Linked DNA regions of Mus musculus: region 1 is linked to region 2. A link is a loop called in an ENCODE intact Hi-C map of the cell type or tissue named here. Cell type or tissue: heart. All regions are shown on one strand.

The links. Peaks named below come from ENCODE experiments on the same cell type or tissue, not always from the same donor. Only the 100,000 strongest peaks of a DNase experiment are listed, where the experiment ranks them.
Region 1: it touches region 2 in a loop (7-fold over the local background); 3 of 42 quality-filtered maps call a loop at or near these places.

What each region holds. Positions count from the first base shown.
Region 1 is chr12:16,104,112-16,112,111 of GRCm38, forward strand. No RefSeq gene overlaps it. Among named protein-coding and RNA genes, the nearest start is that of Gm36235, 93 kb to the left of the region's middle. In heart, no CTCF peak of the experiment used is centred here; a DNase peak (open chromatin) is centred at 3,020; H3K27ac peaks cover 396 bases.
Region 2 is chr12:16,218,269-16,226,268 of GRCm38, forward strand. The region is part of intron 1 of Gm36372 (a long non-coding RNA gene); the gene reads right to left. Among named protein-coding and RNA genes, the nearest start is that of Gm48606, 10 kb to the right of the region's middle. In heart, no CTCF peak of the experiment used is centred here; no DNase peak of the experiment used is centred here.

The sequences.
Region 1 (8,000 bases), 110 kb before region 2:
GTGTCTCACTATCTTCTATTTCTTGCCAATCCAGATCTTAGCTCCTTCTTCAGCACCATGTCTGCCTGCATGCCACCATGTTCCCTGCCATGACAGTAATGGACTAAACCTCTGAAACTTTAAGACAGCCCCAGCTAAATAGTTTCACTTATAGAAGTTGATGTGGCCATGTTATCTCTTCAGAGCAATAGAAAACCCAAGACATTTCCCAAATGTGATATAGAAAATACATTTGGATATCCACAAAAATCTAAGCAAAATTACATAGAATTTAAACATTCTAATTCCATTTAGAATATACTAATATGACTTTATCCACAGTTTTTAAAATTATCTATGATTAACTGTGGTCTGAAAACAAGGCACACATATTAAATTGTGGGATGTATCAAATAGAGGATACACCTCCCTACTCCATCCTGCTGGGATATGAACCATCCTGCAGTCAGTGTATCTATATTGTATATGCTACCCTTCTGTGTCACTTACTGTCTTCTCAGTTTTTATATTCAGATAACATTTACTTTACTTAAAACTGTGTTCTAAAGTCAAGAGTGCTGATACAGGCAATTTTATTTCACTGTATTTTATAACCTCAAAATTCTGTTATTAGTTATTATTATCTTTTACTATGCCTAATTTGTGAGTTTAACTCTATTTTAGATGTCTACGTGTAGCAGAAAAGTATATTGATAGTATTGGTTCTGTTTGTGGAATCTTAGATACATCCACTATGGTTAGGGATGGTGAAGGTGATGACTTTGGGAGACAGCAGAAACCTATCAATCAAATGCAGTATATAGCATGTGGTCAAACTTTTAATCAAGACATGCAATTTTGGAATGTTTTCATGATACACCATGCAACTTAAGATCATTTATCATTCATCATTTATTTGCTTGCATATTGTTTCACTCTCAAATGATTTACTTCCTGTGGACATCAGTGGTGTTCTTGTAGATAAATCAGCTGTGCTCACCATCTTAATAGCTCCTGCTTACATTATTTGAATTACCAACCTCCCTGGTTTCTGGCACACACATGATCCCTTATTTGTAAATTGTGTCTTAAATTCTTCCCTACTTCTTTAGTGTCTTCTCATGTGCTTCCCCATGTCACAGGGTTAAACTAGGCAAATCTGGTTCACAGCCATTGTGATAGCCCCATTTTCCCAAGTTGAAGAATCAGAAACCAAACCAACAGGGTCCATACCAGCTATTTCTTCTAAATTATTGACATTCAGGATCAAATGTTTTCAAGAAATAGCTTTTGTCTTGAGGATTGAGGTGGATTGTTGTGTAGTTTGAAGAGAATTTGGTGCTTAGAGGCGGTTGTGAGTTCTGTAATAACAAACTCAAACCATGTAATTAGTTCTGGAACCCAGGAGTGAGTGGAACAGAATGGCCTGGAGAGAAGGCCCAGAAAGTGGAATTGGAGGGGCCTGGAAAAAAAAAAACCTGTGTGTCATGGAAGCATTTCCATAGCAGGGACAACTGACATGTCACAGAAATCATGTCACCCAAGGTCATTCCAAGGTGCATTGTTAACATTTCCAAAGTTTCTTCTATCTGTGCATACAAAGGTAAAAACAGAAAAAGATAAGCTTAAAAGAAGGCGTCTTTCCCTTTTAAGCAAACCTTAACAGAAATAAAAAAATAAATAAATAAAACTAAGACTTGCTGAGTTCAAAGATAAATATTGTCTATTCCCAGTGATTCCTGATGAGATATTTCCATACCAAACAAAGGTATGGACTAAAAGGTCAGGTTGAGAGTTCAGAAAGAGCAGAGCTCAGCAGAGAGGCAAAGCCAGGTTGGTGGATGATCTCAAAATCCCAGGGAGATTTGAGCAGGTGCTGCCTTCTCAGAGTCTCAAGGAGCCTTCAGATCCCTACATTTTTTTCCTCTCTTTTCATGCTTCAGAACTGATCTCACTAAAACGTCTCTGAACTGTAAGAACATGGTGCCCAGGATGCCTGTGTCAAAAGCTGTCACACTCAGAGAAGAGCTTTTCACAACCCCATCTGCATGTGACCTCCATTGAGGTGGGGTACTGACAAATCCAGACATCAGAATGCTTCAAGACTTCCAAGAGAGCTACATCAGAGCTGAAAGGGATAGAGACAGGCTGTAACAGAAGTGTGGACCAATGCCTGGTGTTAATAGTGACTGTGGGGCCAGAAAACTTTCTAGTATCAGGGCATAGAACGTGCGGCTTCATTTGGTCTGCTGGGCCTTTCACAGTCAGAGCCCTGAGCCACCTTGGGATCAGTGCATGTCCCATGTACATGAATTAAACCACAAGGGCCCACACACAGGTAATCCTAGTGATCCAGTCCTCCCAAGCTATGTGTTAGAATGCAAGTGAATGAGCCTGTAGATAATCCCAGGCCCCAGGCCTTTCAGTGACTCCCATTTTCTCCAAAGTAACTCTCAGAAACAGAACTGAGAGGAGTCAATTTGCAGTGGCATACTACAACAATTCATCTTTCAACTTGATGGGATTTAAAGTCACCCAGGAGACACACTTCAGCCTGTGAGTGTGGGACCCTTGCATATTGGTGTAAGTGAAGCCTGAAGACCTGCCCTGAATGTGAGCAGCAGCATTTCGTGTACCTCAGATGCAGACTGAATGAAAAGGAGGATTGTACCAGCATTCACCTCTCTCCTGCCTGCCTGAAATTCGGCCAGCTGCCTTACTTTTAGAGTGTCTCCCACTGCAATTAACCCAACCAAGACATTCCTTCACAAGCCTGCCAGGGATTTAAACAATCCCCTAGTAGGTGTGTCTGGAAATTTGTATTCTAGATGACTCTAAACCCTGTCAAGTGGATAGTCCACACTGCTACAGACCCATCTGCCTTCAGAAATGAAACATTTCTTGGCTCCTTTGAAAGCAACCCTATTGTGCTTAGGCCATGAATGCACAGAGCTGTTTGATGATGACAGACATGTGTGGGGCCAGTGTCACTCGAATCTGCTTTCCTCGTCCTTCAGGGGCGTGATCATTCTCGGGAATGCTGAAGGCCACTCTCATCATGGCAACGGGAATCACAACTAGTAATCAAAACGGAGTTTGACAGGCCCTTAAATAGAAGGTCTGCGGGCTTAATTTGGGAACTGAGCTAATCAGAGGCAGGGTGGAGTTCACTGGAAGGGTTAGGAGCCTTTTGCTAGAGGAATTCTGTCTTGGTAATGGAGTGACCATGCCCCATCTAGGCATTTTTGCAGCTCATGTGGTTTATGTTTTACAGGCTCTCATATCACCCACTTTTTGGAATAAATTCAGAGCAGCTTTTAAATGCCCAGAAAACCTTCTAGAACAGTCTTTCTGGATCAGTTTTAAACAAGTCATGTGTTTCAGAATCCAAAGGTCGCTGGTAGTATTGTCCATTGTGTAAGTTAGCTTCTTTGGTCCATGCAGCAAACACAGAAATGCAATGTACTTGTGTTTAAAATCCAAGAGTGATGAGAACATTAAGGATGCCCAGAAGAGAGAATGTTCAGTCTGTCCATTCATCTACTTATCCATTGACTTTCTTTTATTAACATTCATTTGGCTTTGAAAATGTAGGGGCTGGAGAGATGGCTCAGCCATTAAGCATTCAGTTCCCAGAGTCTACATCTACAGTTCTCACTACTGCATGTAACTCCAGCTCCAGGGGATCCAGCTCCCACTTCTGGCCTCCATGGACAACTTCATTCATGCACACACACACACACACACACACACACAATTTAAAAAATATTTTTAAATGTATTACCAGTGTATGTACTTGTTCATTGCAAAGATCTATAAGGTTAGCATTTGTTAAGCATTTAAATAAATGCTTGCATCAAAAGGCATGTGTGTATGCACATGTGTGCATGCCCATGCACACATTCACAAGCTGAATAATAGTTCTATCCTCGTTTATGAACCATGCATGTTCATTGTAAGGAAGCAGATATTAGCATTAATGATGATGGAACAAGGTGAACAAGAGAGAGCCGCCCTGTTTCTCAGGTGTTTTCAGGTGTGAGGGAGGTTAGATGTTTGAAAACAAGGCGTGAGAAAGGAGCAAGAGTGGGAACTGTGTTCTGTGTAAACCATGTTTCCAGCTGCTCAGGGTGAGAGGTTTGGCATGAAGGTTGAAAGCACTGTAGATCCGATGTCCTGAGAGCTTTTTCTATGTATCCCGGTTGTTCACTGTGCAAATGTAGAATGTTCCAGTCAGAGAAAGTCTCTCCAGATTAAGAGTGCATAAATCCTGCAACATCTGAAAAGCATCTAATTCATCTCAATTAGTAAACAATAATCTGAACTAAAGCTCTGCAGAATAAAACATCCGGGAGTCGTTAGAAAATGAGGTTAAATGTGGCTTTTCCCCATTGGTGCTCACTAATTTTGTGTTGATTGAAATACCAAAACTACTTGCATTATGTTTGGAGTGTCCTATGGAAGAACAATCAGAGCAATTCACTATTTTCTTCTTTTTCTACACACTCACGGAAAACAAATTTCGACATGAATCTCATTTCATTAATGCTCAGGGAAGCGAGGGCAGGGAAAGAGGGAAGGGGAGAGAGAGTGCACAGGAGAGAGAAAGGGAGGATTCCTTACACCCCAGTTGTCAGGAACACGGGAAGGCCTTCCGGATCGGGAGCCCGGCCATCCGACCGGCTCTGGGCAGGATGCAAGGTAAACGTGAGTGAGCAGCGTGCAGCTTCTGAGCTCTAGTCCCTGGATCCACCAGAAAGCCGCTGCATTACCACTGCACCATTCTAGAAGCTTACAGAATCAAAGAGACCAGAATTCTCGACCAGCATTGCCACTCACTGGATGACACATCTCAATAAATCATTGTCATCTTCATAAAAGCTCAGATATGTCATTTTTTTCTTGGCAGAATAATTGCAAAAGTCAGAAATGATGGATACTTTAGAAAGTACACAGACAGATAAAATGTGGGTAAGTATTGGTTTTAAACACACAACATATACACACCACATTTCTATATTCTTATGTATTGTGCATAGCTAATATTTGATTTAAAATATTCACTACTTTTACCATAACTGAGGCGGGACCAGACAGCATTTTTGCCAAGCTCCATCAAACCTTTCATTTACTTGTTACCTGGGACTTCTGGGACAGATTATCACAAATTTGGTGAATTAAAATATCAGACGGCAGGCTGGAGAGATGGCCCAGTGGTTAAAATCACTTGCTCCTCTTGCAGAAGGTTCAGTTCCTAGCACCTGCATGGCAGCTCACACCTTTCCATAACTCCAATACTAGAGAATAGAACAGTCTCTTCTGGCCTCTGTGGGTGGCAGACATGTACATGCGGCACATACATACATATAGGTAAACTATTCACACCCATAAAATTATATATATATATATATATAAAGAAGCACAGGCAAGTGGAGTTCAGGCTTCTACATAAGTCTGGACTGGACCTGGACCTCTATTGGACCATGTTAAGGATTTCTGTGCCAGCTTACAGAGGTAAATGTTAGCTCTAAATGAATAGAGCTTCAATCTGAAAACTGTTATTGGGTCTCCGTGGTTGAATGTGTCTTTATTTCAGGATTACTACAGAGACATCAGACGGTGGTTCTGTTCCTAGGCTGATGAGGGCTAAGCAGCCCCAGCCCAAGACTCAAGCAGTGATAGCAATACAACTATGACTGGATCCTCAGAGCAGGAGAGATTAGACCAAGAGCTGAGTTGGAAGCAGTTTCAGGCAGTATTCTCTTTGCTAAAGTCCTTAAAATCTCTGAACTTGGTTCGTTAATGAAAGCTGTAAATCCCCACAAAACATATTCTCTACAAGTCGTTCCTTATTTAACAGGGATGCAACTGGCCCTGCAAGCAACGCATGCCACTGAAGAAGCAACACCCTGGCTCAGCTTCTCAGAATGCAGAGCAAGTACCGTTTGTTACCATTTGCCAGAACACAGAATCAGCATGAATTTTATTAACACTGCAGTTTTCAAAGAGAAGTAAGTCATGGGCTCCCAGATACCTCCATACATGAGCTTAAGTCTTACAAAGTCTCCAAAGTTGTGGTAAATGCCTTGTGACCTCATCTACAAACTGCTGTCCACATAACCCTGGGACATGGGATCCTCCAGAAGTCAAGGTGGTGACTTTCAGGAAACACCAGAGGGAAGAATTGAATCAGAACTACTGAAACTCCAACTTGAAGCCAGTCCCTCTTAGGACTTACTGCTGAGTTCATTGAAAAGTCCCCTGCAATGGAGCTGTGCTGATCTCAGGACTGTTTTGTGCAAGGTCACTCTTGATTAAAGCTCATTAAAGATGTGGTGCCATAATCGCTTTGAGAAATTCTTTTCAGTAGAAAAACACCACTCTCCTTGAATGCACATTTAAATGAAATTGGAAAAATCTAGGCTGTTACATGTAAACACTTTTAATTAAAGCATATTCATGAAATGGTGATAGTGCAGGGATTTATAGAGGCTTTTAGTGTTGCTCAGGAAAATAGTGCAGTGTGGTCAGAAGTATTTCTGACTCGTGGTCAAAGGACACCAAATTTAGTTACATGTTGTTATATAAAGAGTATTGGACTGAACAATAAAATCCTAAGAAACCAGACTGGATGTCTGACATCACCACTCACTGTCTCATTAGATCTTTTGTCACAGGGAGCCAAGCTGCTTCATCTAGAAAACTGAAGGTTTGAGGCTGAAGCCTATATGGAGGTCACTTCAAATCTGAAATGATGATGTTATTCACTCTATTCATTATTTTTAGTTTAGTCATTACTATGTGGGTCATAAAATCCTTTCTCACTTTTAGAATGTCTGATTGGAATTATTATTTTAACCTCTTCATGAAGCACAATTCCAGTGTATGAGTTCAGGGCTCACTTAAAAAGAGAGTGATAGAAATTAAACAGAAGAATTCTCCCTGTCTTTTAGTACTGTAATGCCTTCACCACAGAAGGAGATGGCTTCCTATAATGTATGTCGTCTCCCTCAGAGCAGTGTTCCAAAATGTGGGCTGCCTTTGAGTCTACACTGAGAGTGAGCTTACTCCACCATAAGCAGGAATGGATGGACTCTCTGCCAAGATACACTGCCCATTGCTAGGCAATCCCCCTTCTGAAGAACAGAGACTTTCAGATAATTTGGACAAATTTCTTAGCAGTCCTTCCACGGAGCCCCTGAGGTTACAATGGGCAGTGTGGAAAAGCTAACATACAGCCTCAGAGGCAGCCATTTGTCTGTTACCCCCCTGACTCCTAGAACACAGAAAAATGAAAGACAAGCCCAGGATGCCCTCCTTGCTTTCTGTAAGAAGGTTGAAATCCCTTTGGTAACTTGTTTTTCAACATGTCCCATAAGTTTCCAAAGACATTCTTCATACTTGGTAACACTGAACTAATATTTTTATACTCGAATAAGTGAAATAGTTCTGAGAGTATCCAAAACTCATAGACCATTTTCCATCTTAATAAAAAAAAACCTGAGTCCATACACTTAGGACTAAAAGAGTGAGACACTAGCTTTGATAGATGGATGTGTCAGTTTGCCAGAATACAATGGACTAGAGAGCATAGCACTTCCTTTTGAGCTGATGATGTGAGACTCTTCCGTGGAAGCATCTTTGCATGGATGCTGAGGGATAGAAACAGCTCCTCCATTTAAAAAAAGTGACATTTTTATTATCTAAAATGCAGCCAGAATAATAAGATATAAATGGGGCATGGTAAGCAAATGCAGTGCTTTCCACTCCAGTCTACAAAATAATTCTACATTTGAAAGGCATTGCCCTCATCAAGGATGGCACTGCTCTAAAATTCATACTCATAGAATATTAAAATGCATTAAGTTCAATTTTTCAAAAAGCATTTGTTTATTGATCTGATGATTACATTATATACATTTGAACTGCCAAATGTATATAAATAAGCAGGAAGGAACTGATGTGTTATTCATCACTAAATCCAGAGGACTTCATTTTTAATGCATAATGTAGCTGAAAAA
Region 2 (8,000 bases):
AAGACTTATTTTTATTGTTTTTAAACTGTAGTAATATGTGTGGGTTGTACACATGAGTTCAGGTGCCCTTGGAAGCCAGAGGAGACTATCAACCCCCTATAGCTGGAGTTACAGGTAGTCATGAACCCAAACCCAAGTACTCTGCAAGAGCCCTATGTGCTCTTAACCTCTCTTGAGCCAACTCCTTTATTGTTTCCTCATTTTTTGTTACTTTTCTGGCAGTTCTATACAATGCATTTTGATTTCATACATCTCCTAGTCCCACTCCTCCCACATTTATCCCCGCTCCCCCTCCCTACCCACCCGACCTCCTGTCTTCCATTTTTTTTTTAATCAATCAAGCATAGTATGTGCTGACCATATACTCTTGAATGAAAAGCCTTCAGTGGAGAATGTTCAACCCACCAGCGTCTGCACCCTTAGAGAAACCTGGCTCTCCCTTTCCCATTAGCTATCAACTGTCAATAGGTCCCTGGTCAGGTAACTGTTGGGAGGAACATACCTGGCTATTGCCAGGTTAACCGTGGGGGTGGAATCTAGTCAGAATACCAGGAGCTTGGGACATTGTCTACATGACTGATAGTCACAGGATTATGAACTTGAGGACTCGTGGTGTCAGGCACCTGTGTCTGGGGACGTGGCTCACTGTTCCGTCCATTGTAGAGTTTTCTACTGGGTCTCAGGAGTAAGCCTCACTTGACCAGGACACAGACTGCCTTTCCAGGTCCCACAGAGAGGTAGTGTTACCAAAGGTATAAAGATACCCTTGGATCTGACTCATAGGAACAAGTTCAAAATAGCAGTACAGGTCTATATCACTCTTGGCTGCAGACTCCAAGTCTCTCTGATCTGCTGACTTCCAAAACCTGAAGAAGTGCGCACTGGGCCAGCAAAGGCCTTATTCAAAGACACCAAATCCCTCCCAACTGAGTTAGAGTCACCCTCACAGTGGCTCCACAAGCCAGACCATCTTTTGCATTCGGAGCAACTGTGACTGCCGGAATGAGCAGGCCCTTGTCTTGAAATGGCCCCTTACAAAATGAACTAGTTTACAATGGTTATAAGAAAAACACTTCTGAATACAGGCATGCATTTGTATTGTGCCTGTAAATTGCTTCCATGATGAGGTCATGCCATCGGTCTCCCAGACATACAGTATGCATGATTGTATTCAGAATTCAAGATTTACAGGGGTGAGAAGGGGCATTGTTCAATGAAAGCAAAACAGGTGAGTTATCAAGCCAGACTGGATCCAGCCCCAGGCTTCCTCTAGACAATAGAATCCTACTATGCAGTTCTATAGAGTAAACCAAAAAGATTAATTAAATACATTGTACTTACCTCAAAGGAGTTTGACAATGCAGTTTTTAAAACAGGGTGAAGAGATGTGGCTTCCACTTTGTCTCTTCTTCTTATACCAATCCTATCTGAAGCCACACTACCAAGATGCCTATTCACTGTTAGGAGCAGTTATCTGGGTGTCAAGATGCCTGAGTAACAAGTGCCTTTAACTTTGAATGGCTTTAGTTTCCAGAATACAATGGCAACCTCTGCCCACCCCCGAAGTTGTGTATTTTATTTTTAATGTCTTTCAACTGGGATCTCAAAACAATAAACATTGATTTGGGGGTGGGGGAAGTACCATGAAAAAAAAATAGATTCATTCATCCTTAAACTGTACATCTGAGTTGATTCCACTGGTGATTAGAGGAGGATGAAACATGAAGCCAAGGAAAGCTTTGCTCATGTCAGATGTGCAGGGGCTGACCACAGGACTGATGCCCTTGATTGGCATTCTATTACATTCCAGGGCCTGCTTTTAGACAGATTATTTGAATGGGATATTCAAGCAAGCATATTAGGTTCTACAGGCCTATTACCAGAGACCTGTGAGAACAAAGGATGCCAGACAAACAGCAACCATCTCAAGGCAGTCTGTGTTGCTGGGCCTTTTCACATACTTAAACTCTGGTGACTATGGCCTTGATATGGACACCTTGGCAGAAACTTACTCATTACAGAGTAATGTTAGAGGAAAGATCAAAAGACAAAGGACTCTGCCATAAGAATGTGATCTCTTTTGGCTGTCCATAGTCGAAATGTGACGGTTGTAGCAGAAGACAATTTTTTTAACAAAAAGAAAAAATCTTGAGGTAAGAAACTCATTATACAAGCTATCCAATCCTCTTGGAAAGGAAAGTATTATTTAACACATTTCCCCATGTGACACGGCTCCAGATTGTAAAATGACTTTTCTATGTTGGAGTTCACTCAAATCCCATCTTGGGTACAATGTGCTTTACAGATCTGATGCTAAAAATACTCCTTTGTGTTTGGAGCTTTTAACTAGTCTACTAAGTAGGGGTGGGGAGTGCTGAAAGTCTCTTCATCTACTTCTTCTAGGTGAGTAGTTACAAGTCCACCAGTGATCTTTTCTGTTCTGTTAGAGACAACTTCTTAACAACCCAGGGCAATCACTGGAGCATGATCTTGCCCAGAGGCTACATTCAAAGGACCCATACTTTGCCCTCATTGGTTAAGCCTGAATGGCTCCACTTCTGAGAAAGCATTTCTCTACTCTAGAAGATTCTACCGGGGTGATGTACCCCAAATATGACCCTGAATCTACCGGCAAATTACCGAAAACTACACTAGAATCAAAGGATTTCCATAATTCTAATAAACAGCCTTTTCATGGAGCAAAACAATGTGAAGGGTTTGGGAAACTATGGTTTTATTGGGAGGTCTTTTCTCTTCTCAGAATCTTATTTCACAGTGACTTAAATACAAGGTCTTGCAGACTTCCTCTGTGACCCTTTGGATTCTTTCTCATCACGATGTATGAGTAGACATGATGTGCATCCCATTTCTATCAGGGCTCATTAAACCCCTCCCCTTGAGAACCCATCTCCACCTCCATCCATCTTCATCCTCTCTTACCTCTCTCTCCACTGTTCAGTTTAAGATCTCATGTCCCAGTGCCTTTTGCCTTTTGCTGTTGTGGCATGGGAAACACAGAGACTTTGACAATGCTAAATGTTAGATAGTGAGGGCTATTTTTTACAGCAGTTAGCCTGCTGTGACTAATGTGCCAAGAATTGCTGCCTCAGGTCCAACTAAACATATGACTTTTCTACTACCCAAGCAGTTGGCATGAACCATTTGACGATGTAGGCAGAAAGGAGGGCATTTCCCCTCACAGCTTCAGGAATGAAGTTGTTGGAAAGGAGAAAGAAAAGAAAATTATTGTTTGTCTTTTTACTAGTGAATTCACTCAGAGATGAAACCAATATATGTTTGAATTCTTTGTAACTGTAAAACCTTTTTGAAGACTAGAACCAACTGGACATGTGGAAGGGATATGCAGTGAGGACTGTTGATAATATTGTCCATCAGACTGTCTCAAAGTGGGGCTTCTTGATGATACATATTCATGGGCCTGGAGCAGGTTTTATTGAGAGCAACTATCATGGTTTATTAGCCCCAGTGTTTCAAGTGCTCATTTCATAAATGATAGCTCCACTCTTGTGACCTATTCCATCTCAAACATCATACCTCTGACTATTATCACATTGGATTCCTTACAAGTCAGGGTGGGAGACATCCACATTAAGTTTGGAGAATTTGTTGCTTGATACAAGGAAGAATGTCAGTGGATAAAGATTCAGAGACACAATAATATTAGATCAGGGACCAAATGGGACAGAGATCACAAGCCAGATAGGACTTTTTGAAAAGAAAGGTGTTGAAAAAATATAAAGGTAGATATGCAGTTTTTGTACAAGTTATTTTGCCATGCATATTTAGTTAAGCATACATGCCAATAGCTAACATACAGTTTTTGTAGTTATGGTTAAATGAGGTCATGACCTTACAAATAAGGTTTAAAGAATAAGATTCTCTACATCTTTAGTACCTATAGAGGGCAATATCTGCATATGGCCAAGACCCCTACATAAATCTACAGAGTATTTGCATAGGACTCATACACACCCTCCAATAAACCTTAAATCATGTCACAATACCAGAGATCCCAAATGCAGTATAAATGAAGGTAGTGTGTATGCTGTACTGTTTGGGGAATGATGACTAAGAACATGTCTATATGTACCCACTATGGCTGTGTTTTTCTTTTCCAGATAGTGTGCAGCTGATTGAGTCTGTCAACAGAGGGTCCATGGATGTGGAGGCTGACTGTGTGTGTAGAGGAGGGGCAGTGTGTACTCTGATTATTTGAAATTCAAATATCCTGGTTGGGAAGATTAAGAGGCAAAGGCACAGCAGAATTTTCTAGACCTGTACAACCAGCAGCACACTGAGATATAGTTTTGGAAACAGAAGAATATAAAGTGTGTTTTCTAATAGTGGCTTGGGCTCCTCACAGCACTGCCTGGCCCCATCCCCATTTGTGTTTTGCCTCAAACATAGCAAAGGCTTTGGCCACACAGCTGTGACCTCCAACAGACACCTTTTCTGTTCCTTCCCTGAGCTTTCTACCAAGTGAAAGAAGCTCACCCATTTTAGAAATGTGTCAAGAAGTAACTAACATACTCAAAGAGTTAACCTCAACCCCAGAAAATCTTTTCCGGCAAAAGATGAAGACTCAAACTGGCACACTGGTCATTATCAAAAGTAAATTCTTAGAAAATACCACCCATTTAACAAAATAGACATCGGAAAAACCTGCAAAGCTCTGTCCAAGGCTCTGGCAGCCATTACTCTCTTCATTAATCATCAGGGGTAAGCGCACCATGGCTGTAGAGTATGCTAGTGAGATTCTGCCTGTGGAACACTGTTCTAGCATCTTTACAGCTCAAGTGAAAGCCGCTTTTCACTTTCTTTCTTAATTACTTCTTAGAATCCATCCACAGTTTCTGAGTGAGCGGATGTTTTGGCTCCACCAGTTTCAACTCTGAATACATTCTGACCTGCTGTGCTTGTTAAGAGCCGGCAGTCATCACGCCAGATGGCCTTGACTAATCTTATGTTGTTCCAAACATACCTATTTATAACTCCTGTGGAATCTTGGAACTAGTCCGTGTGTGAAAGATCAACCAAAAGTAATTGAATAAAAAACTTGTCAAAGCTGCAGGTTATTAATGCAAATGGCACCTAAAGTGGGATTTTCTACATGCTGGAAATCAATTAGTAAAATCCAGAAACTGTCCGGGAAGACTATAGGATGGGCAGCATCTCCTAAAGAGAAAACAATGCAAGGATGAGCCTGCGAGATAAAGAAGGCATCCTGCTTCAGACAGGGAGATTTGGCAATGCTGCAATCCCAAATTACTCTCTATTGTTTCCCATAGAGTGTGACAGGAATATAAATTATCAGTCTTTCATTCAGTATATAATAACATTAGCAGCAATACATACATACATACATACATGTGAAAAGGTCCTGAAAAAAGCCCAAATGATAAAAATCCATGAGTAATTTTACAGAGAACAAACCATTGGCAGAGTTCAGCTTTTGTTACCAGAAATACTGAACTTAATAGAAATATCAGCCCATACATAAAGACGCATGTAGGAAAAGTTGTAACCCAGCAGGACTTTTTAGAAACCAAAGAAATCAATAAATAAAATATTTATTGCAAAAAATCTTACAAGAAGCATAATGGATTCTAATGAAAATTAAAGTGGAAAATATTGAGAACGGGTCAGATAGTGTGCAGAGAGCACAAATTAAGAATTAAAGTGGCTTAATGGAATTTGTTCTGGAATATTCCATTTTAATGAGAAGTGAATGATTTTGTTGTAGAGTTGGATGAGTTTAGTCCAAATGTTTACCTTTGTAACATCCTAGGTGTTTAGTCATGCTCACAACAATGTGCCCAGAGTGAAGAGGTAAGAAAGAGAGATAGAGAGGGAGTCTGGAGTAGCTTCCAGGGTTTTCCCTAGCTATATCCCCTCTACACACACACACACACACACACACACACACACACACACACACACACACACACACACACATACACACACACACACACACACACACACACACACACGCACGCACGCACGCACATGCAAGTCCCAAAGAGATGCCACTCTCCCATCCTCAATTCTAGCCATCAGGGCAGACATCTTTCCAGTAAGTCCTCTACTCTTTCTTTCTCTTCCATATGAACATTACTACTTTTTTTCAAATATAACTGTTATCATTCCATCATTCTACTCAGAAACATTTGACATCAGCTTCTGACCTTGGCAGGTTGACTGGAGCCAGACTAGACCCCTCAGCAGAAAAGTGATACACTGTTTCTGAGGTGCGTCCAAACATCTGTCACTGCGCAGCTCTAGTCTGTGACGGAGTGGATGTTCATGAAGGCCGTTGTACTTCCTCCCCATGAGGGACAGGTTGTCCCTGTCCCCAAGAGGCAGAGCTAAGTGTGCATGTCAGTCATGGTCACCATGGGGAGTCAGAGAGCAGAGTGGGACACTGCCGACCCTGGGGAAAACTGCTGGGTCGGTCCTGGGGAAGTGGCAGATTGTCAAATGGAGGCCCCTGCTTCTGTCGAAAGCTTCCCTGAAGATCTATGTCCAAAGGCTGAGATTCAAACACTTTGGATGAGACCCGCTGAGGTCTGGCATGGTGACCCTCTGAGAAGGTTGAAGTTTCGGCCTAGTGTAAGTAACTGAACAGGCATTCAAATGAACCACTAAGGAATTCTCATCTTCAAAGTCAGGACCAGGGGAGGAAGAGATGTTTGAGGTTAGGAGCACTCTGTGCTCTTGCAGAGGACCCAGGTTTGATTCCCAGGACCCACATGGTGGTTGACAACCACCTGTAACTGCAGTTCTAAGAGTTCTGAAGCTCTCTTTCTGGCCTTTGCTGGCAGAAAGCACACATGCGCATGGTACACAGACATACACAAAGGCAAAACGTTCATACAAATGAAATAAAAATAAGGCTTCTTTTAAGTCAAGACTGTACACACTCTAGATTAGAGGAACCACCAGACACAACCTGACAAAACCTAAATTAAACTTTAATAAAAATAGGAGGATGATTCTTAAGTTAACACCTGACAGAGCAAACCTCAAGTATCTTCTTACTTATTTGGTTGGTTGCTTGGTCGTTGTGTGTGTGTGTATGTGTGTGTGTGTGTACATGTATGTGTGTATGTATGCATGTGTGTGTGCGCATGCGTGCATACACACAATGGAGATCAGAGGACATGACAACCTGAAGAGGTCAGTTCTTTCCTTCTACCTTTTAGGTTTCATGGGAACCAAACTCAGGTCTTTGGGCTTGAAGACCAATGACTTTATCCTCTGAGCCATCTTGACCATCCTGAGGCTCTATTTTTTAATCTTTGCTTCAGACACTTTCCTGTGCACACACCCACACTTATAACCACACAGTAACCACCGCCACCACAACTTCCATTTTCTACAAGTGCTTCCAAAGTTCTTTGAGCATTTCTGTTTCTCTGATGTTTCCTCCTGCACATTTTGTCTCAATAAGGAGTGAGTCTCTGCTTCGTAGACCCCACCCTCTAGGTCCTCTTTTTGTTTTCAGGACTGCATAGTCTAGTTATTTCTATTTTACTGACCTTTTAACAAATTAACACATAATTTAGGCAGTGTCAGTGCGGCCTGCCCAATTCTGTAGAAATCCAGATAATGGATACTGATTCCTCTTCCCTTATCTCACAAGGCTAAACCTAAGGTCCCACTAGCTGGTTCTTATCTACAGGTTCCTGGGGAGAATTCTGTGCTGGTCAGATGTTGCAAGAATTAAGTATTTGTATGTGCAGGGTTGAGGCTCCCTTCTCTTCCTGGCTCTCAGCTGGGATCCTCTCTTGACTCCAGGCAGTCCCCACCTATGTACTCCCACACCCTATGTCCCCCTTCAGGTGGTCTTCAAACCCACAGCAGGAGATGGAGTTCTTCTCATGTTTGGAATTTCCAATTTCTCCTTCCAGCCTATCTTCTCTGCTGAGAATGTCTAGCTGTTAAGGGTCTATGTGATTAGAGGAGGCCCACCCCAGTAA